2 separate regions of the Homo sapiens genome follow, and region 1 is linked to region 2. The links are chromatin loops, found by intact Hi-C in ENCODE. Cell type or tissue: heart left ventricle. All regions are shown on one strand. Links, peaks and the distances in the headings refer to the core of each region. The heading gives the core; the rest is flanking DNA.

Region 1 (11,059 bases), core at 3,691-7,690, 1.2 Mb after region 2:
TGATGTGCAATGCCAATGTGTGGAAGTGTACAAGTTAAGTAATATTTTAAAAACAGAACACACAGCAGTTTGCACAATCTGATCAAAGCTCTGTCATGTATGTTTCTAAACAAGTTTGGAAGAGAATTTGGAAATGGCTGAATTTTTTTAATAAAGCTCATGTTTTTAGTTTGTTTAAATGTAAAAGCATACACTTAGAAACAAGTTAGTACATAAGAATTTTTAATCTTAGCTATCTGGAAGCTTCAAATACCTAGAATGAGGCATTTCCCAAAGGTCTCTGTAACTTGAATTTTACCGTAGTTTGAAAACTCTTGCCAGGCATACTGGCTCACACAGGTAATCCCAGCACTTTGGGAGATTGAGGTGGGCAGATTGCTTGAGCTAGGAGTTAGAGACCAGCCTGGGCAACATGGTGAAACCCCATCTCTACAAAAAATTTAAAAATTAGCTGGGAGTGGTGGCACTGCCGTTTGACACAGCTACTCAGGAGGCTGGGGTGGGAGGATCCTTGAGCCCGGGAGGTCCAGGCTGCAGTGAGCCATGATTGCATCCCTGTACTTCAACCTGGGCAACAGTGCCAGACCCTGCCCCCTCCCCCAAAAGAAAACTATTAGTTCATAGTGCAGTTGATGAAATAATGTACATCCACAAAGAAAGGAGCAACCATAATATGTATATAATTACTCAGTATTAAAATATTGTATATAGTATTACATATATAATATTGAATACCTATAATGAATGGGGCACTGCTTTAAGCACTGTATACTCATTATCCCACAAGAATTCCTTCTCGGGTAGGTCTTAGTATATTCAATTTAAAGGCTAATTAGTAAGCAATACATAGAATTGAACAAGAAGCTAAAACATAGAAGGCTCTCGAAAATACAATGTGGAATGAGTAATGCAAGTTACAGAGATACATAGCACATTTATAGAAAGTGTAAAAACTTACAAAGTTAAACACTATATTATTTAGATAAACAATATATTATTTAGAGATGTTATTATGTAATAAAAGTATAAAAGTCAGGGAAATAATATGTTTTGTAAAGCTTCAGATGAATGATTGTCCTAGATGGGGAGGCAAATGGTTACATTTCCAAAGGGCCAACCATGAAGACGGCTTCAAATGTAGTGGTGTAGGTGATGGATACAATGTATTTATTTTACTTTTATGTGAGTCTGTGTGTATGTATGTGTGTGAGTGTGTGTGCAATTTTGTATGTATAAATATGTAGTAATTTTTTTTTGAGTTTGGGTGTTTCTCTGTCTCCCAGGCTGAAGTGCAGTGGCATGATCACGGCTCACTGCAGCCTCCACCTCTCAGGCTCAAGTGATGCTTCCACCTCAGCCTCCTGAGTACCTGGGACTACAACTGGTAAATATTTTGCTATTATAGATTCGGCTATCATGTTCTGTTCAGTGCCTATTTCAATAGCCTCTCTGCCTTAATTCACCTTCATCTGCAGTGGGACACAGTACTTCTTCTCTAGGCTACCCATGGGGTACCCCAACAGCGTTGCCACCACATACAATCTTCATAGAGCTCTTAACTGCATCCAGCTTTCTCCAGGAGCTCAGGATGCCCCAGACCCTCATCGCAGACAGCATTGCCCTGGAGCTTATGGCTGGAGATGATATCACCACAGACATCCCCAACCCAGCCCTGTCCTGGGAGCAGGATTCTGGCCTCCCTATTAGGCCTCAGAAACTGGCTGACCACCTGGCTTCACAAACCTGTGTGTTTTCAGGGAAAATTTTGATCTCTACAAACCATGACATGTAGAGAGGGACACACATCTGATTCAGCAGTCCCTGATCCGCTGATCCATGGACACATTTGCCCACAAGGAATAACCTAGAATTTCTCTCTGGTGGAGGTCAGGGGCATTACATGAGCTGAGTAGAGCTTAGTTTTTAATCACTAGACATAGGCAAGGTGTTTAAGTTATTACGCTTCCAAGCAGCATGGTCCTCACTCACTCAAGGTGAGATAAATATTGCTGCAAAGGAACAACAGCTGCATTGTTGGAGTTTTGCTTTTGAGGCGTGTGTGTGTGTGTGTGTGTGTGTGTGCATTTGTGTGTGTGTGCGTGAGTTGATTTCTTTCACAAAATACATTTTCACATACTTCCTTACTCCAATCTACATTGCCCCTTCCTTTTAAATAAATTTTTTTGAAAACTAATAAGCCTATTTTATTTATTTACATTTTTTATTTACGTTTCTTTACAAACTGTTTGCTATTAGTCTACAGTGAAAAGTCAACACTTTATAAAATAAGATTAGCATTTAAAAGCTTCTCAATTCTAATACTTTGAAAGGCTACACCCATTTTCAGAAAGTCTGGGCTATTCAAAATATTTTACAAAATTCTGAAACTTCGAAAAGCTGCAAGATTTGGAGACAGCAAGATGAAGTGTTTTTTCTAACAGCCAGTTTTGTTCACTTTATTATTAAATATGCACTTTTTAAATTAACAGCTTGAATTCTAGAATATATTTTTGAAAATCACTAATGATTTTTGTAAAAATAGAAAATCTGTTGTACCTTTATCTTAAAATTCACTTCTTATCTATTTTCTAGATTTGATGTTTTGTCATTTTAAAGGATACTAGACAAGAGGATCTCAATTTGGATCACTATATTGGGCTCCTAATATCCTAATATAATTTTAAATCATCTCAAACAATGCATTATTACCATATACATCAGCATTTCCCAAACTGTGCTATAAGCTATGTATACTTTTGCTATTTTTGAGCTAAAATATGCTTACAAATATATAAAAATATAAAAATATATTTAGGTGTTGTTATGCAATAATGCACTTTTCAAAAAGAAACGATATACCAGTCTCAAGAATACCCGGAAGCTGCATGAAAATTCTTGATTCCTTTTATATATAGTGACAGAAAAAGATGTAAATCTAACAATTGGTTATTTTTATTGTTTAAAGTTTTTTCTATAAGCACATGTGAATTAAGTATTCATTATTCCATATTCCTCATGTCACCGACGCTGGGTGCCCACAGCACTGTTTTTCTAACACTGCAGCTGTGGGACTGAGGGTGGCAGACCAGACACCTGCACTGAGCCACATTCGTCACACAGTTGGACCAGCCCTGAGCCGGGGGCAGAAACATCCTGATGTGAAAAGCTGTTTGCTAAGTACAATGACCACACGTTTCGTCTATTTTGAATACACCATCACAACAAACTCTACACTCTTGACAGATGAGACAGGCAGATATGATCTTTGAACACAAGTGAGAAAGACGTTCACACAGACTCCCATCCTCCCTCACATGACTGGAGGATTAAAATGGTGGTGGGGGGTGGATATTCAGCTCAGGGGCAGATTAGTGACACTCTCACAGCTATTTTAAGATACGAAATATTTATATGATCCTATTCCAAACCCTAATACATAAATAATGAACTCAGAACTGTACACAAAGGGAAACAAAAAACCACTCTGACAGTGTCCAGGTCCCTCATAAACTTCCCAGAAGTCAAGGAGGTCAAGGCTGGTCTCAAACTCCTAGGCTCAAGCGATCTGCCCACCTGGGCCTCCCAAAGCTCTGGGATTACAGGCATAAGCCACCAAACACAGCCTAGTACGTTCTTTCGATATGTTTGGAATGAATGTGTTTCCAAGGATAAAAGCTTACAATGACATCTTTCTTACCTGTAAGATACCCGAAGAGCAGAGAGAGGGTCCCCAGGCTGGCTAAGCATCCAGAACACTGGGGGAGCTTTAAAAACATAGATATAAATTATTGTATTTCACCCCTTACTTACTGAATCACAATCCCAGGGATGGAAGCACCCAGAGATCTGTCTTTTTAGAACTTCTCCAGCTCTCCAAGTGGTGCTGACAATCAGGCAGATTGAGAGCCAGTGCTTCAGGCAGCTCATCCCAGACCTCGGGAGCAGGGGAGTCACCCAGAGCTATGTCAGACTGAAGGTTCTGGTGCATCAGGGGTGGGGAGGGTCTTGAGAGTTGGCCTTTCCAACAAGCTTCCCAGAGGGGCTGCTTTGCTGATCCTCACCAGGCTTTGAGGGTGCACAGCACTCTTCCTCTAGGTGTGTGTCCACATACCTGGCACATTTGTTGTTGCATTGCCCCAGGTATAAAGTGCAGGGTGCCCCCTCTACACCTTCAGCCCTGCTGTCTCCCCTGCTGACCCCCAAATCTCTGGGGCTTGGACTTACCTTTATAAAGGGAGCTCTCAGCTCAGGGGTGGGCCCTCCCCACTGGCCCTCTTTTCCCAAGGCCCGGCATCAGCAGGAGCTGCTCGAGCAATTCATCCCGAGGGGTCTATGTGGTGTGAAAGGCTTAGGGAGACTGTTCTGTTTATTGTTAAGAGCCAGGAAACAAAGCCTGGAAACAAAGTCTGGTATTGCTCAATTCAGTGGTGATAAGAGACAAGGGTAGGGCAGGGTGCAGAGAAGACTCCCACACATAGCAGGACCGAGTGAGTGCCAATTCTTCCTTCTAACACTGGCACCAAGGAGAGACCGCTGTCCCTTCCCATAAAGGCAGTGGACAAATGGAAGCATCGCTTGGTGTGCCAGCTTCTTTGGGGCAGGAGAACAATAGGTGACTTGAAGCAGGGTTGGGAGCCCCATCCCAAGCACAGTGGATGCTGAAGGGGGTCCCAGGCTCCCCAGGTCCTGGGCTTCTCTTGATTCTCAGTTAAGCTTGTTGATTGCATATAGTTGAATATATATAGGCGAGGAAAAGACACAAGCCAAGAACTGGGGGCTTCAGTCAGCTCTGAAAAGTCAGGAAGAGCATTTCTTTTTTTTTTTTTTTTTTTTTTTGGGACAGAGTGTCGCTGTGTCACCCAGGCTGGAGTGCAGTGGTGCGATCTCAGCTCACTGCAAGCTCTGCCTCCTGGGTTCTCGCCATTCTCCTGCCTCAGCCTCCCAAGTAGCTGGGACTACAGGTGCCCGCCACCACACCTGGCTAATTTTTTGTATTTTTAGTAGAGACGGGATTTCAACGTGTTAGCCAGGATGGTCTCCATCTCCTGACTTCGTGATCTGTCCACCTCGGCCTCCCAAAGTGCTGGGATTACAGGTGTGAGCCACCGTGCCCAGCCAGGAAGAGCATTTCTAACATCCAAATGCAAATGTCTGCCACCCCGGGCTGCTTTCCTCTGGAAACTGCACTGCAGGGCACAGCAGGTCCCAGGTTTGCCTTTCCTAATTCCCTGCACCACCCAGCTCCCGCCTCCCTCACTGTGCGGGATGAGAGGTCCACACAGACAGTTCCTTCTCACCTTTGAAATGGCAGTGGTGGCTGCAGCCTGGGAGCTGAGGCCATCCCAAGCGGGTGAGACCCCCACCAGGGGCCCTGGGTACCTGCCGGCCACAGGCTGTGCCATCCAGGCTGTGCACAGCCACGCCTCAGCTACCAGGATTTCCTTCCTGTGGAACTGGACCTTCCATCCAGAGAGTCTTGCAGCAGAGAGCAGAAATGGGCTTTCTCTCTGCTGGTGTAGGAAAGCCATGGCAGGAAGGCGGTACCAACAACACACAGCTGCCTGTCCCACGTGGGGTCCTGCACCTCCTGCCTCCCAGCTTTCCTGCCCCTTTACTTTGTAAGTGTGCTCTTTGATTAAGTGTCCTGTTTTTAATTGTGTCCAAATGTTCACACTGTCTTAAGTGATGCTGGAGCCACAGCCTGGGGCCACTGCAGGTCCTTCCTCTGGAGCAAAGGGTCTTTGTCACAGTGTTTCTCTAAAAGCATATCCATCCTGAGTGACACTTATTTTAGAAACAGATAGAATTGGTGAAAAAAGGGTTGAGCATTATAAAATGTCTCTGGATTTCAAAGAAGTTGGCCACCATCTATGGGGAATTGGGGATGAGTAACTTCTCTTTAAGTAAATGAGGACAGGACAGGCATGGTGGCTCACGCCTGTAATCCCAACACTTCGGGAGGCCGAGGAGGGTGGATCACTTGAGGTCAAGAGTTTGAGAACAGCCCGGCCAACATGGCGAAACCCCATCTCTACAAAAAATACAAAAATTAGCTGGGCATGGTGGTGTGCACCTGTAATCCCAGCTACTCAGGAGGCTGAGGCAGGAGAATTGCTTGTACCCAGGAGATGGAGGTTGCAGTGAGCCAAGGTTATGCCACTGCACTCCAGCCTGGGTGACAGGGCAAAATTCCATCTCAAAAAAAAAGTAAATGAAGACAAAATCCCAAAGGCTAGAGCCACCACCCAGAGCAGGTTCAGGATCGAAGTGCCCCTGTGGTTCCCCTCCCACCTGAATGCTCTGTTTTAAAATGAAGGTCCAGGACAAGGGGAGAGCATGTCATTACTAAGGTTCAGTGTTAAATAGAGACATTCTTCCACTGATGGCAGCCATTATGGGCCACCTGAGCTTTCTTTGGTTTTCCCTGCCATCTGCATGGTCCTCCACTGCACTTGAATGAGGAGTCCTGAGGGTCTGAGTAAGTTGCAGGGATTGCTGTGCTGCCAGGAGTGAGTGAAAGAAGAGGCCAGAGCAGCCACCTCAGCTAAAAAGAAAGCCAGAGGAGAGGGTGGGTATTTAGGGAGCGGGGATTTTTAATTTCAAGTGAATTCTGTAATTAAGGAAATGGGGTGGTGGTGGTGGGGCTCTGGGCTGGGTGCTCTGGCACTGTCCCTAACAGCAGTCACAGTGATGGCTTTGCTCCTGTGCTGCTGTCCCTCCTCCCTCTCAGCAATAGGAAGAACATGTGTGCTTTTGATGCACTTGGTGCAGCAGGCCTGGGATGCCGCATTTCACACAAGCTTCAGGTGACCCCAGTGCTGCTGGTTCATGGACCACGCTGTGAGTAGCAAGGTCACAAACTCCCCTGAGGGAGGGGAGTAGCTGGCTGCGTTTCTGAGAGACCCTATTACGATTGAACTACTTTGGGCCTCACTTCTTGAGAACTCAAAACAGCTGCTGGGTGTGCTGAAGCCATATTCACCCCACCACAAAGAGGACAGTCAGCACCTTTCTCCACACAATGGTAAAAAGGTTTTGTTTTCATATAAAACCTCAACAGATGAATGGGGCCACTATCAATGATTTTCAGAAAGAAAGGCTCAAATACCAACTATTTTTTTTATGGAGTCTTGCTCTGTCACCCAGGCTGGAATGCAGTGGCATGATCTCCACTCACTGCAACTTCTGACTCCCAGGTTCAAGCAATCCACTCGCTTCAGCCTCCCGAGTAGCTGGGACTACAGGTGTGCGCCATGCCTGGCTAATTTTTATACTTTTAGTAGAGATGGGTTTCACCATGTTGGCCAGGCTGGTCTCGAACTGCTGAAATGAAGTGATCCACCTGCCTCTGCCTCCCAAAGTGCTGGGATTACAGGTGTGAGCCACCATACCCAGCCCCCAAATACCAACTATTCTTTAAAAAAAATTATGATTATGTTGGAGGCACAGTGGCTCCTTCTGTAATTTCAATACTTTGGAAGGCCAAGGCAGGCAAATTGCTTGAGCCCTGGAGTTGGAGACCAGCCTGGGCAACATGGTAAAACCCTGTTCCTGCAAAAAGTTTTTAAAAAATTAGCCGGGCATAGTCGCATTCATCTATAGTCCCAGCTACTCAGGAAGCTGAGGTGGGAGGATTGCTTGAGCTCTGGAAGTTTGAGGCTGCAGTGAGCTGTGATGGCACCACTGCACTCCAGCCTGGGTGACAGAGTGAGACCCTGTCTCAAAAAAAGAAAAAAAAATTTTATATATATATATGTATGTATATTATGTTGGGAGAGATGTCCCTCATAATTAAACTAGGTTAATACAGATGATTTTATTTAATAGCTGAAATGGTTCTGTTACCTGGGAGTTTGTTTTATATTTAGTTGATCTTGGAGGATCCATCATGAATCCCCCCTAGAAGTGCCCACAGTGACATGTTCCATGAGTGCTTGATGGAAAGCCATGTATTTCTAAGGCTCTGGTGGCAGGTAGCAGTTATGCGATGGCATGAGGAAAATCCATTTAGTAGAGTTGTCCAAAAGTGCAATGGCCTGGCTTGGTAAGCTGTAAATTCAGTCCCTGTGAGGGGTAGAAAGTGAGGATGGAGAAGGAAGGAATATGCCAAACAGGGGTTGAACAAGACGGGCTTCTTCCAGCTGTCAGTTTTGTGACTATGGGTACTGTCCATGTCTCCAGGATCCACCTGGGATGCCTCTGATAATGTAACCACGTACCCCCATTTTTCTTGGGCAGTTTATTCCAACAAGTGAGCTATAGTGCAGGCATTGGGCCATGTGGTATCTGTTTGACTTTCAAGGGCTTAGGTCAGCTTGGTGGAGTTCTCTGGGTCCCTCTAGGGAATCATCCAACCCAGGGATGGCCTGCAGGGTCCCACCCCACCCCTAAAGCACTTACATTCACACAAAATCCTAGAGCTGAATGTTCTCAGCAGGCTTATTCCTCATAGCCAAAAGCCAGAAACAAATCCAGATGTTCTTCAAGGAGCGAGTGGCAAAACAGTTGGGGTCATTGTGGAAATGAAGGGAAGCCTTTGGAGAGATGTATTGGAAGAATGAACAGGACTCAGTAATGGATTGTTTATGACGTGGGGGGGTTACAGGCTGAAGAAACTCTTTCTAGAGTCTGGAATGGAGTCCCTAGGTGAGCTGTCACACCATTTATTTAGACAGTAAGTCTGGGTCACAGCCAAGTCCAGGAAGATGACCTAGACTATAGAGTGGGATCAGTTCTAATCTGTAATGTCTAAGAGGTATTTCAGTCTGGAAATCAGCTAGGCAGCTGTACATATAATTCTGAGTGGAGATAAAATCTGGAGGTTGTAAGAATAGAGTTAATAATTAGTGCCTTAAAAATCAATTTGGTCACCCAGAGGGCTTGGGGTTCTTTTTTTCTGGCATACCAATAAAAGAATAGCAGAGTTCAGGGGTGAGTTATGATGCACTTCAGATTTTAAATCCCAAGCAGGGGTTGTAAGCATGCTGGCAAACCTTGGGGAGGAGCATCCAGAAAGGCAGGATGAGAAGGAGAAGCATTGGCTTCAGGAGCCAGGAGCAAGATGGACCCCAGAAACAAAAAGGAGCCACTTACCTGGACTGTTCCTTTGACGTGGTAAATGGAAAGTGGCCATTAGATTTTCCATCATGGAACTGTCAAAGGACAAAAGTACAACAGATTTAGTTTAAAGATCCTAATTGGCTTTATTTGCTATTCTAGAATCAGGCAACAGTTCATTCCATAAAACAGACTGAGCGTTCCTCCGATCAGAGATGGGGAGATGGGCTTTATGGATAGAAAAGGCTGAAGCAGAAACAGAGAACAAAACACAGATTGGTTGCAAAGTTACTTTCCTTGTAAACATTAAAGCAGAGGGGAGGGACTGCCTATCATGCTGGCTAAACCTGGCCTGTTGGGGATTTGCCTGTTATCTCTCTGTGTCCTGACTTCTCAGAAAGTCAGATCAACAACTTCGTTTTGGTTTGGAAAAGTGGAACTTTAGCGCAAGGAACTCCAATCCAGTCTGGTCTTGTTACTGAAATGAACCTGGGTCTGCTTGCCCCGTGTGGTAAAACCAAACACCCACACTGAGGTTTGCAGCAGGAGAAAGGAGGGTGTTAACTTGCAGGACACCAAGCAAGGAGAATGGGGCAGCTTACACTTCAGACCCAATCTCCTGGATGGCTTACAAGCAAGGGATTTTAAAGGCAGGGGAACAATTCAGGAAAGCAGAAGTTACAGGGAAACCATAAATCAATACAGAGGGTATACATTGTTTTGGCCCAAAAAGGTGGAAGCTCTTGAAGCAAGGGGCTTACAGGTCATAGGCGGTTTCAGGATTCTTTGATTGCAATTGGTTAAGGAAGCCAGGCTTTGTTGAAAACTTGGGGTCAGCAGAAAGGAATGTTAAGATGTGGCCTGTGGGCATGACTCCCTCCAGGCCCCTGAGAAAGAAATTTACAACAAAGAGCAGCCATCAGAGTGCAGCCCTCAGCTCCCCGACATCTGAGGTCTCTGTGATGATGGTCAGTATTTTCCATCTGACGTGGGTCCGGGTTTCTGAAAAACCATTCATGGACATATGCTAAGATGTAATCTTTAGTTTCAATAGGGGACCAAACACCTTGTGGCTCTGACTTACTTGAGTGGCTGTTACTTGAAGCTATTATTCCCTTCTTGCTTATCAGGTGGCTCATTTACTTCTCAAGGCCAGCTAGGTACCTGGAATTTCCCTTGAAGGAAATCAAGATTTTCCTTTGTTTCCATGCTGGAGGAGGCCCAGCAGGCCTCTAATAGGGGTCCATGCTCCGTCTCAGTCTGTTGGGCCTAGTGCAGAAGCTCAGTCCAAACTAATGGCCTCCTGTAAATGTATTTTACAGAAGTCAGCAGTGTCCACAGCAAGGGAGAGTTTCTTGAGCAACCTGCTGGGAGACCTAAGAGTGAAATAAAGAGTGAATGTCAGGTGAAAACATTGAAAAGATGAGGACTGACAAGTATTTACAGGGGGTTAACTCTGAAGTGGTTCCAATAAACTGTGATCTTGAAAAGCAGGTAGTGGAGGGAAAAATGGCTTCCCCTTCTAGGTTCTTTGGCTGGGCTAGGAATTAAATTGACATAAGACGGGCTAATAGGAGAATAAAAAACTTTAATTACGTCTATATGCACAGGAGTCCCACAAAATATGGATGAGGAGAAGGGCCAGATGAATGAAGCTTAGATAGTGTCCTGAGTTACAGAAAGGAACAGGGGCTTGGGGCTTGCTGAGGATGGGCACAAGTTCTGGGAGGGTGAGGGGAGGCAATGTCTGGTGAATAAAAGGTGTCTTGTTCTGCAGAGAAAAGTCTCTGGGGTTATAGAAGTTGTCTGGAACCAGCCCTCTTCCTGATACAGATAATTCACTAATGTAGATTTTTTTTATAGTTATAAATTTCTTTTACAAAAGGGCAGCTTTTCAGAGCTACTCCTGTGTCTGCAATTTCTTAGAATAACAAGATCAAAATTTGCCTAAGAAGTATATTTTGTGTTCACATATCTGGTTTTGTATTGTCATATTTTGGGG
Region 2 (11,015 bases), core at 1-4,000:
TGAGGCCCTCAGGCCCACAGCTCTGCTGGTTTTCCCCTGGCCTCCTTGCCCACATGGCCATCTCTGGCTGGGGTTAGAGGCCAAGTGGCTGGCGCTGGGGCCAGTGGGTGGGGGCATGTGTGCAAGCCACATTTGTCCTTGGAGGGTACCACACGTGTCCTGTTGTCGTTCAGAACATGGGTTCTGCCCCTTCTGCCCTAAGAGTGCCACCTGTGGGAGCACTTCATGGCTAATCTTCACACAGCTTGGACTGTGGCTGTAGGACTCCTGACTGCCCGATGGTGACACTGAGGTTTCATAGAGCACTGTTGTATCCTAGCCCTGCCTGCTGTGGCCACCCCCCCAACCCCTGGCTGTCGGAAAGACTGGAGGTGGCACCTCGGGGACTTCCCCCACCCCTCTTGTGACGCACAGGAAACTCTCTGTCAGCCAACCCATGGCCCAGCGCCCAAAGGGAGCAAAGTTCTCAGTTGGCCCGTGTGAGGAGAAGGCCGGGGCAGCGGAGGCTTCCGGCGGTGAGTCAGCGGGCACTGGGTGCTGACTCACCCGCTGGGCATGCCAGCCGGCTGCCTACAGCTTAAAGGGGCGATGCCTGCCAGCCTGGTGGGTGGGGAGGGGGTTACGTGTCCTGCAGGTGGCACCTAGCCCTGAGCTGGGGCACTGGAGGTGGCCCCTTCCTGGGCCTCGGACTGGGCTGGGAACCCCTGGGCAGGCCCTCTGTGCCCCACCCAGGAACTTCCTCTATTAGGCAAGGGGCTCTGCTTCCTCTTGCTCACAGAGCAGGAGCAGGTGGCAGTGACTGTTTACCACCCTTGGCCCAGGGGACACCTCAGGTTCAGCTGTGCAGCTGGGACTCAGGGAGGGTGAGGAGCAGAGGTGGTGCAGGGTCGGCTGGGGTGGGACCCGGCCTGAGCTCCTGGAAGATGGTGATGTGGAGAGGCTAAGACCTCAGTTTCCAGAGCCTGACTGCCTGGGTCCAAACCCCAGCTCTGTCCCTTTTGCGATGTGACGTGGGACAAGTTGCATCTGGTCCACTCTCTGCACTCTGTAAATGATTTCTGTCCCCTGGGCATGGCCCAGCTCTCAGAGGAGAAGCTTCCATTTCCTCATCTGCAGACTGAGAATGGGGACCCTGCTTGTCTGGATGTAGACAGTTCCATTCCACACTTGCTAAGTGTCAGGCACAAGTCATAGTGAGACTGCCCTCTGCCTGCAGAGAACCCAGCCGAGGCATGCCTCTGTCAGGCAGGAAGCCGGGGGTCCTGGGCTCTGCTGGGATGGCCCTGGGTTCGAATCCTGGCTCCACTACTTCCTTACCTGGGCAAGTCTTGTGCCCTCTTTAGCCCTCAGTCTCCTCTTCTGTAAAGTGGGAGTAAACATGCTCCCTTGCAGGGTAGTGGTCGAGATTGAAGATAGCATTTGTTAAGTGAATGGCACCTGTTATTATTTTATTATTGTTACTTTTGTGGGTGTAGTTCATTGGTAGGTGGATAAACAGTAGCAGGGCTTCGTGACAATGTGCTCGTAGGCGCTGTGACATGAGGCCTCTTGGCTGTAGGGTCCTTTCACGCAGGCCAGAATTTACCAGGCTTTAGGGCCTCTTAACCCACTGGTCCCCAACGTGGGGCTGGGGACTGCCCCTGGCCTCCTGGGCCTCCCTTGGGAGGGTGAGTGGGGAACAGAGAGCTGGGGCCTGCTCCTGCAGGCCTGCCCTGCCCCTGGCTTTGGCATGCAGCATTAACAGGACGAATATGGGGAAGGTGGGGTGGGACTGGGAATTAGAACTCAGGCCCCTGGGCCAGCCCGGGAAGCAAGAGGGCCTGGGGTCATGGTTCTAGGGGCTCAGTCCTGAGTCAGGGGTGTTGGGGGGTGGTGGGCCAAGCTGAGGGGAGCAACTGGGTGCCAGTGTCTTGGGAGGGTCCCAGAGGAGGGCTGCTGGGCAGCAGCATGGAGGACACAGCATTGTGGCAGGGCCCCACGACTGATGCCCACATGCCGTCCACGCCTGCCCTTGTCCGCGCCTCCTGGCGCTGCCCACCTCCATCAGGCCTGTGTGCCCAGTGGCTTCTGCAGATGCCTCCCCGAAGCAGTGGCCCTGGAAACCTCAAACAGCCTCTTGCCAGGGGCATGAAGGCCATACAGGGCCAGGGGAGGCAGAAGCAGTTTGTTGGGCCCCTTGCAGCTTCCAGATACCAAGCCTGACTGCGGCAGCTCCAGAGAGGGCCCCAGACTTTCTTCCCCTGACCCCAGTCCTGGGCACATGTCCTTGTCACCTCCCTGCCCTGCACTCCAGGGCCACCTTCCCTGGTTTCTCTGGGGAGGCCATGTCCAGCTGTCCCTCTCCCAGCTGGTCCCCTGCCCAGGGTGGCCGGCACCACCTCCTGCCATGTGGCCCATGGCCGGGATTGCACCTGGCTCTGCTGACACCTCCTGGCGGCTATATCGAGTGCCCTGACTGTCCTTGCCTGCATCACTGTGCTGATGCCCCCAAGGGCTTCCAAGGCCCGTCCCAAGGTTTACATGTGCCAGTGTGTGCGGTGATGCGGTGACAGGCCAGGGGGCTGCCTCACTGGGGCAGGGCTGCGAGGGGCTGTGGATGCCAGCGGTGTGTTCAGACCTAATCAGGAGGTGTGTGGGGGCTGGGGAGCACTGCTGCCTGGGAGGGTTGCTTTGGCGGTGTCAGTTGGCAGCTGAGGCACACGTTGGAGGCCTGCCCAGGACGGCTCTGGGTATGGGGATGGAGACAGCTCCCATCCCCTTGTCATTCTGCTCTTGCCTGGCTTAGCCTTCTGGTCAACCCATAGCCTCCTGCCGTTGGCATGGCACACGGCATCCCGGATGGCTGGGGCAGACCCCAGGGTGGCGCGGGCAGACACTCGTTGGGAAAGTCTGCAGGGACTTCCAGGTGGCAGGGCTGGTTCTAGGCCAGCTCCCTACCTACCTCTCAGGGCTGCTGTTGAGGGTGAATGAGACCTGGCAAGTCCAGGGAGCCCCTAGGTACCAGACAGCACTGAATTTGAACCTGATGTCTGTGCTAGCATTTCCATCACCAAGAACCCCGTTTTTGGTATGTCTCATCATCAATCCCATGCTTTGTAAGATTTTAATAGTAATGATAAATCCCAGCCTTTGGGAGGCCGAGACAGGAGGATCATTTGAGGGCAGGAGTTCACAACCAGCCTGGGCAACATAGGGAGAGCTCATCTCTACAAAAAACATAAAAGATTAGCTGGGCATGGTGGCACACGTCTGTAGTCTCAGCTACTCAGGAGGCAGAGGTGGGAGGATCGTTTGTGCCTGGGAGGTTGAGGCTGCAATGAGTGCCACAGCACTCCAGCCTGGGTGACAGAGTGAGACCCTGTCTGTTTAAAAAAAATAGAAGTAGGCCAGGCACGGTGGCTCACGCCTGTAATCCCAGCACTTTGGGAGGCCGAGGCGGGTGGATCATGAGGTCAGGAGCTCGAGACCATCCTGTCTAACACGGTAAAACCCCGTCTCTACTAAAAACACACAAAAAATTAACCGGGCGTGGTGGCAGGTGTCTGTAGTCCCAGCTACTCGGGAGGCTGAGGCAGGAGAATGGCATGAACCCGGGAGGCGGAGCTTGCAGTGAGCCGGGATCGCACCACTGCACTCCAGCCTGGGCAATAGAGAGAGAATCGTCTCAAAAATAAATACAATACAATCAATACAATAGAATACAATACAATAGAATACAATACAATAGAATACAATACAATAGAATACAATAGAATACAGTACAATACAATACAACACAACACAACACAACACAACACAACACGTAGTGATAACAGTGAAGCACAGATGGCGTTTGTTCAGGTTTGTTTTCCGTTCTGCAGGAGCAGCAGCACTGGCCTGTCGACAGTGCAGGTGGCTGGCAATGGCCTTGCTGACCTCGAGCCGGGCCCACGTGGGGACCTTTGGAGCACAGCCTACGATCCTGGTGCAAGGAATGTCCCATTCTTCTGATGCTCTGGGAGGGCTGAGCATCACTTGTGGGTCCCCCTGCCCTGTCATGGCCTCTTAAAGCCTGAGCATGGGGCCTGCCCCACAGTGTGGGAGCCTGGGGCCAGAGTCCCACCGATCTGACCCCTTTTGTGCTGGGGATTTTGTGTGCATGGACTTGTTTGGTCTTCACGGCTACCCAGCAACCTGGGTGTGTTGTCATCAACCCCATCTTAGGAGTGAGTAAACTGAGGCCTGGTGGGATAGTGACCTGCTCAAGGTCACGAAGGACTGTCCTGGGAGCATGGCTTTGTCTTTACAACTCCGGACCCTTGCTCATCCTTTCCCAGAGGTCATGGCCCCTTCACCCGTTCATAGGACGTCAAAGGAGGAAACCGAGGCTTGCACAGAGAGGGAGTGTGGCTCGCCCCCAGGCTGGCACGGGCCGACGCTGTGGTGGTTTCTCCACTGAGGTGCGGGGAAGGCAGGAGCTGGGACCCAGGCTGGGGGCCTGACTCTGCTGCTGCCCTGGTGCGTCACCTCAGGCGTGTCCTGGGGCCCCTGGTGTCAGCATCTGCACTGGACAGTCTCTGGGGCACCCTCCAGCCTGAGCAGCCTGCTGCGGGGGCTGTACTGTGCTCAGTGAGCCTGGCTGCCCCTTCAGACAGAGGAGAGTGCTGGGGCTGGCTTCAAGCAGGCCTCTTTGTTTCTTCTTTTCTTTAAATTGCCTGCACTTGAGTAGCCTTTATCACACAGTGCAGGAATCTCAAAGGGACAAAAAGGCAGTCTCTTGTTTCTCCTCGGAATACTCTGCACACTCCAGCATTTTCTTTCCTTCTTCTTCTCATTTTTTTTTTTTGAGACAGTGTCTTGCTCTGTTGCCCAGTGGCACAGTCATGGCTCACCACAGCTCAGACGATCCTCCCACCTCAGCCTCCCAGGTAACTGGGACTACAGGCACGCACCACCACGCCCACTACATTTTTGTTTTGTTTTATTTTTTGTAGAGACAGGATTTTGTCATGTTGCCCAGGCTAGTATTGAACTCCTGAGCTCAAGGAATCCACCCACCTTGGCCTCCCAAAGTGCTGGGATTACAGGCATGTGCTAATTTTTGTATTTTTAGTAGAGACAGGGTTTCACCATGTTGGCCAGGCTGGTCTCAAACTCCTGACCTCAAGTAATCCTTCTGCCTTGGCCTCCCAAAGTGCTGGGATTACAGGCGTGAGCCACCTCACATGGTCTGACCGGCATTTTCTTTCTCACACTGCTGTACTCCTGCTGCTCTTGGCTCTTCCTGTCCCTGGGAGGCCACTCCTCGCATCCTGCTGAGGACCTGCAGGATCCTCACCAATTCCATGTGCCAGCCTTTTGATTCTATAAACCCTGGGCCTCAGTTTCCCCATCTGCAGCATGGAGATCACATTAGTACCTGCCTCAAGGGGTTGCTGAGAGGATCAAATGAGATGTAATGAAAGAAATTTGCATAGGCCAGGCACGCAGAGGACACCCCAGGACACCCCAGCACATAGTAGGTATTCACTAAATGTTAGTGGGTGTTGTAGTGTGGGGGTAAGCTGCTCAACGTGGAATTTCTGGATGCAGAAGAATGGGCATTTTGATGGCCATGGGGCATGGAGGACCCAGACCGGTGAGGTCTGGCCATGGGAGGCCAGGCTGCACCCTGATGCCCGCAGCCACCTGCTGTGGGCCCCCTGTCTTTCACGTGCCTTGTGCCCCAGCCACTCTGCCCGGGGTCCTCCCGTGTTGCCTCCTTCCCTCTCCAGCGAGGCCCGTGCCTCTGGCCCTTCCCTACGTCCTTCCCTCCAAAGCACAAGTGGTTCCATGTTGCAGGCGGGCCATGGTTGTCTCTGCTGGGCTGTTGGCATTGGGCGGGAGGACCCTCTGGCAGCCATGGTTGCCCCTGTGCAGCTGAGCATCTGGCCTCCCCACCGGATGTTAGGGGTGCTCCCGAGCCATGCTGGTCCGGAGCATCACCGGGGAGGGGGCGCTGCCAGGTGGATAGTCTGGGGATCCCCCGTTCTCTGCAGGTGAGGAAGTCCCTGTAGGGTAGAGAGGTGGGGAGGGTGTGAGGCCCTGGAGGCCAGGCCCTGGCCAGGTGGCCTTGCACAGCCGGGCAGAGGCAGGGCAGGGCTGTGGAGGGCAGAGCCTTGGTCACTCCTCCTCACCCTAGCCTGCTGCACACCTACAAGGTGAGGATAGAGAAGGTAGGGCCTGCAGTGGCCGTGTATGAGGCCAGATGGCACAGCCTGGGCCTGGCATGGAGCAGGCACTTGGTTAGATGGGAGAACCTTCCCCTTGTCCTGCATCCTCTCCAGAGCCCAGGACAGGGGCCCCAGAACCTCAGGGCAAGGGGCCCTGCCTGAAGGTGCATGGCCACCCCCTGCTGCCCACAGGTGCTTGGCAGTGGCGTCTGCAGTACCTCAGGACCTCTGATGGCACCTGTCCTGGGGAGAGGGGCCAGTGTCTGGCAGGTCGCAGCCAAACACATCCATCCACACCGTCGAGGTACATCTGCCCACGCAAAAGCCTGTGCCCACTTCTCGGGGCCTCAGTTTCCCCCGTGCCATGGAGCGCATTGGCCTTGTTGCTGTCCCTCTGAGGGACCCTGGGGAATAGAGGTGGCCTGGGGCAGGGCGGCGCCTCTTGCTGCTCACATCTCCCAGCCCTTGTGGCTCCTTCCCTGGCAGGCCCAGAACTTCTGCAGTAGAACAGGGACCTCCTGGAACATCCGGAAGTCAGGTGAGGGCAGTGAACTAGGAGCAGGGATTACTTCTGTTGTCAGAAACCTGGTGATGCTCCTGCATGTGGCATGGTGTGGGGCTGACTTTATGAGTGGAGGCGGAGCAGGGGCTGCAAGGAGGGGTTGTCATCTTGCCCCTGTGGGTGACCCTTAGAGGGTCACACAGCTTGGTCTCCCCAGGCCCAGGGTAGAGGGAGCAGCCGAAGTGGGGGCCCTGCCCTCAGGCTGTTGCTGTTTGGACGTTGGAGCCAGACAGACCTGCCTTTATGGCCACTCCTCACCAGACGCCCACCGTGTGGCCTCTCTAAGTCACCTCTTCTCCCGCATGCTTGATACAACAGATAAGTGAACCTCCCCTACTCCCTTGTGGAGTCACTGAGAGGGTGGACAGGGGTGGTCTGGGGCTGAGGGTGGTGTTCTCTTGGGAGCTGTGCACTTCCAGATGGCCCCATCTAATCTCCACGCGCCAGGCACTGCTATGGCATGACGCTGATAACCCGGGGAGGTTTGTCTGTAATCTCCACTTTACATATGTCCAGAGAGGTGAAGCCACTTGCCTGAGGGCACACAGCTAGGAAGGGGCAGAGTTGCAGTTGAGCCCAGGCCTTGGCTCCAGAGTGAGTGCTCACAGGTGACCTGCTGACTGGCTCTCTGAGATGGTAACTGCAGAACGGCCACCTGTGGGACTCCACAGCAGAGAAGCCATCAGGCCACAGGGAGAGCCGGTCACTGGGGCCTGCGCAGTCAGGCAGCCTCTCTGAACTGGTGAAAGGCAAGACGACGTAGTAGCTAGGACAGTCACAGGGAAGAGCATTTCAGGCAGAGGGAAGGGCATGTGTGAAGGCCCTGCGGTGGGAAAGCAGGTGTCTCATTCAGAGAAGGGCTCACTCAAGGGTCGGGGGCTCTAGTTGGGGGTGAGTGGGAGGAGATAGGGCAGAGCTGCCACGGCCAGTGAGAGTTGTGTTCTAGTCTGGGGGTGCCTCTCTTTACCTGTGGTGTAGCCTCAGGTCAGTGGCTGAATTCTGGTCAGTTTCAGTTTCCTTGCCCCTGCCTGGGGGCTGCTATGAGGCTGGAGTATGTGGAGGACACCCCAGGACACCCCGTGCTGAGAGCCGGGACAGGCGGGCTTATCGTGGGTTGCCAGTGGCCGCCGAGAGCCTCTGTTTGTTGTGGTGATGGTTGCCACAACGGCTGCACCTGGGCAGCCCTGGGCTGCCTGGCCATCTGGGCCCAGCTCTGACGTCTGCAGCAGCCTGAGGCCTGTTTCTAGGCTGTCTCCATGACGGCCTCACCCACTCCCTCTGACAGCTGGGTGGCTTCCCCATGGAGCCTGTGGCCCTCCTGATGCAGGCTTGGTGTCCCCAACAGGCCGGTGGATGCAGAGGCCAGTCCATATACCACCCAGGCCTGCGAGGAGCGTGGTCCCCACCCATCCAGCCCATATGTGCAAGTGCCCTTGACAGGTGGGGAAACTGAGGCTTGGTGAAGGGGGGGCCACATGATACAACATTCCCAAATCCCAAGGCATGAGGTGGGTGGCAGGCTGGGGCCAGAGGGACCAAGAGCAGAGAGAGTGCAGGGAGGGTGTGGCGTGGACCCCACAGGGAAAGGGTGGGACTCAAGGGGCTGGGGGCAAGGTCAAGGCCCAGGGTCTCTGTGCAGAGCTTTAATTTTTAACAGAAAATATTTTATATTCTGGTTACGAAAAGCCTGACATCAGGAATAAAAGCTACCTATAATTCTCATTACTTAGGGCAGTTTTTTTTTTCACCTCTGCAGAGAGGCTGGTCATATCCATGGTGACCATTTATGGGCCACAACAGGTCCCCATCTGCGCAGTGAACCCTGTGCTGAGCACCTTGCAGACGTGATCTTGCTTCGTCCTGCAGCACTGTGCGGGGCAGGTGGGTGGCATTTCTGCCTCGAGCTGTTTTGTACATGAGGAACCCAAGGTGCAGAGGAGGGCACCATGCCAGGGTCGCAGAGCTGGAGTTTACCACGGCTGCGCCACTCCAAGCCCAGAGCCTCAGAAGTTCAGAGACTTTGGCCCAGAGGCAGGATAGAAGTGGCCTCAGAAGCTGCTGGCCCTGTGTGCCATGGTTTTTCCTGTTAGAATGTGCTGAGCCTCTGCATCTCCAGACTCTGTTGCCGTTTCTTGTTGAGCACGAGACTTGGGCCCCTCCTTCCGCCTCAGGGAGGGCTCCCTGTGGCAGGGGTGCTGTGAGCCATGGCCTGGCCTGTTGGGGTCTGCGAGTCAATAAACTCAGGAGTGACTCCTGGCCAGACCCCTGACTTGCTGTGCAGCCTGGGGCAAGTGGCTTCACCTCTCTGAGCCTGTTCCCCAAGTAAAGTGAGGTTGGGAGCCCCTCCCTGTAGGGCTGTGGGAGTATCTGGAGTCACAGATGAGAAGGGCCCTGCCTGTGGCCGGTGCTGTGGCTGTGACAGACTCGCAGTGAGACCCATGCGGTCCCTGACAGCCAGGGTGTTGCTGCATCTTAAAATGAGATAAAAACGCTGCGCACAGGAGTAGTGACTAGGCGATTGATTCATGGGGTGAGCAGTTAGCAGGCAGGCACCCAGTGCATGTGGCGGCAGCTGCTGCTGCTGCTGCTGCTGCTGCTTCTGTCTGTGGACGCTGTTGTTTCCTGAAGCCTCTGGGGCCTGGCAGCGGGGTCCCCGGGGTGGCTTTGGTGGAAAGGCTGCAGGTATCTGCTTGCCTGGCTCCTGCACTCTGCCCACCTGCCCCAGGATGGACCCTGGGACCCCTGTCCCTGCCAAGGCTATTCTGTTTCCTGTTGTTCTGGCCTTGTCTTCCCAGTAGCGGTAACCACCCTTCGCCCTCCATCTGGGCTGGGTTGGCTGCTGGGCCCCGGTGCGTGGCTCTGAGATGGGGCCACAAGTCTGTGTTGCACCGTGGCCAAGGCTGGATCTGAACCTGGCTTGGAGGCGGCTTCAGAGACTGGGGTCTTCTTGGCAGGCGGCAGCAGGGCCATGGGCAGTTTCTAAGCCCCAGTACCAGCAGCCAGGGTGAGCCAGCAGCAGGGAGTGGCGGGTGGTGGGTGAGGGCCAAGATGTGGCAGGATCATGCTTGGGAAATGATGAGGCAGAAGCTCCCACAAGGGCAGGCATGTGGCCAGCATGTCTGTACTGGGTGGTCTCCGGGAGCCGTGTCACTCCCAGCCCTGCTGCCTGATGGTGCCAGAGCACCAGGTGACCCTGGCATCTCTGATCCTTGCTTCTCCTGCCTGTGGAATGGCGGCTATGCCTTATTCAAAGGGCGGCCCTGACTACAGGGAGCTCTCTCTGCATGCCAGCCCCACTGTGCCTGGAGCCCCAGAAATGCTGACCCTCCGTTAGTACCAGCTGAGTGCTGTGCACCTGGCCAGGCTCTTGTAGCCAGCCTGAGAGGTGTGGACACTGGGGCCTCTCGCCTGTCCCTAGGGGTGGAGTGAGGAAGGTACTGCCCCGGGACTCTGGCCTGCCTGGTGCAGGGGAGGGGAGAGAGCCAGCGCTTTTCAGGGGAGGGAGAGAAACGGGCATCGGGTGTCGGCCTCCAGGGTGAGCAGGGCCCAGCAGAGCTAGCCTGGAGGGCAGCCCGGGCTGGAGTCCCCGCCTGCTCCACCGCCTGTTGCCCTTTCTGGGGGCCTGGCCTTCCTCATCTTGGATGCAGTATGAGCCCCATCCTGCTACCTGCAGCTAATGAAGCCCCTGTACAGTGGCTGCTGCAGGTGCTGGCTGGACCCCCGCTGGGCCCCTTCTCACCCCACATCCCATTGACTAGTCAGGCAGGGCAGTGAGGACACCTCACAGATGGGGAAACTGAGGCCCAGGGAGGTACTCAAGATGTGCCCAGTGGGCAGGGCTGAGATAAGGCCCTGGAGTCCAGCCTCCAGGCCTGGGTCTGTCCTGCTCTGCTCCCCTGCAGGGCTGGTGGGCCTCCTTCCCCCTTTGAAGGCCTAACGGCCTGGCTTGGAGAGAGGGGGCTCCCGGCATGGGTGATGGCAGAGGCTGGCACCCTTGTGGGCCAGGGCCTGATGGCTCATGGGAGTGCAGGGGACATTGATGTCAAGGGATAGGCCAGACGCCTCACCTTCTCTCCATTCTAGGAAAATCCAAGAGGAAGAAGGATCTACGGATATCCTGCATGTCCAAGCCACCCGCACCCAACCCCACGTGAGTCTGCCTCAGTTTCTCCCTGGCTCACCCTGGAGAGGCTTCCCGAACAGGGCTCAATGGAAGGAGTGAGAGGCAGGTGGGGCCAGCCCTGCTTTACCTCGTCCTGTCC

Evidence for each region. A loop is a pair of places that touch in the nucleus more often than their neighbours do. Peaks named below come from ENCODE experiments on the same cell type or tissue, not always from the same donor. Only the 100,000 strongest peaks of a DNase experiment are listed, where the experiment ranks them.
Region 1: a loop joins it to region 2, with 14 times the contacts of the local background. A loop is called at or near these places in 1 of 110 quality-filtered maps.

What each region holds. Positions count from the first base shown.
Region 1 is chr17:22,438,858-22,449,916 of GRCh38, forward strand. LOC124903954 (a long non-coding RNA gene) reads left to right here and starts at 1,284. Exons shown (of 2, transcript XR_007065672.1): 1 at 1,284-1,384; 2 at 1,476-2,194. In heart left ventricle, for the core only: no CTCF peak of the experiment used is centred there; no DNase peak of the experiment used is centred there.
Region 2 is chr17:21,287,577-21,298,591 of GRCh38, forward strand. MAP2K3 (mitogen-activated protein kinase kinase 3) reads left to right here. Exons shown (of 12, transcript NM_145109.3): 2 at 10,837-10,903. Among named protein-coding and RNA genes, the nearest start is that of MAP2K3, 8.4 kb to the left of the region's middle. RefSeq lists enhancers at 1-1,183, 55-650, 494-583, 9,157-9,696, 9,857-10,358 and 1 more. In heart left ventricle, for the core only: CTCF peaks have their summits at 227, 1,211 and 2,434 (motif pointing left); DNase peaks (open chromatin) are centred at 445, 1,666 and 2,485; H3K4me3 peaks cover 1,115 bases; H3K27ac peaks cover 3,105 bases.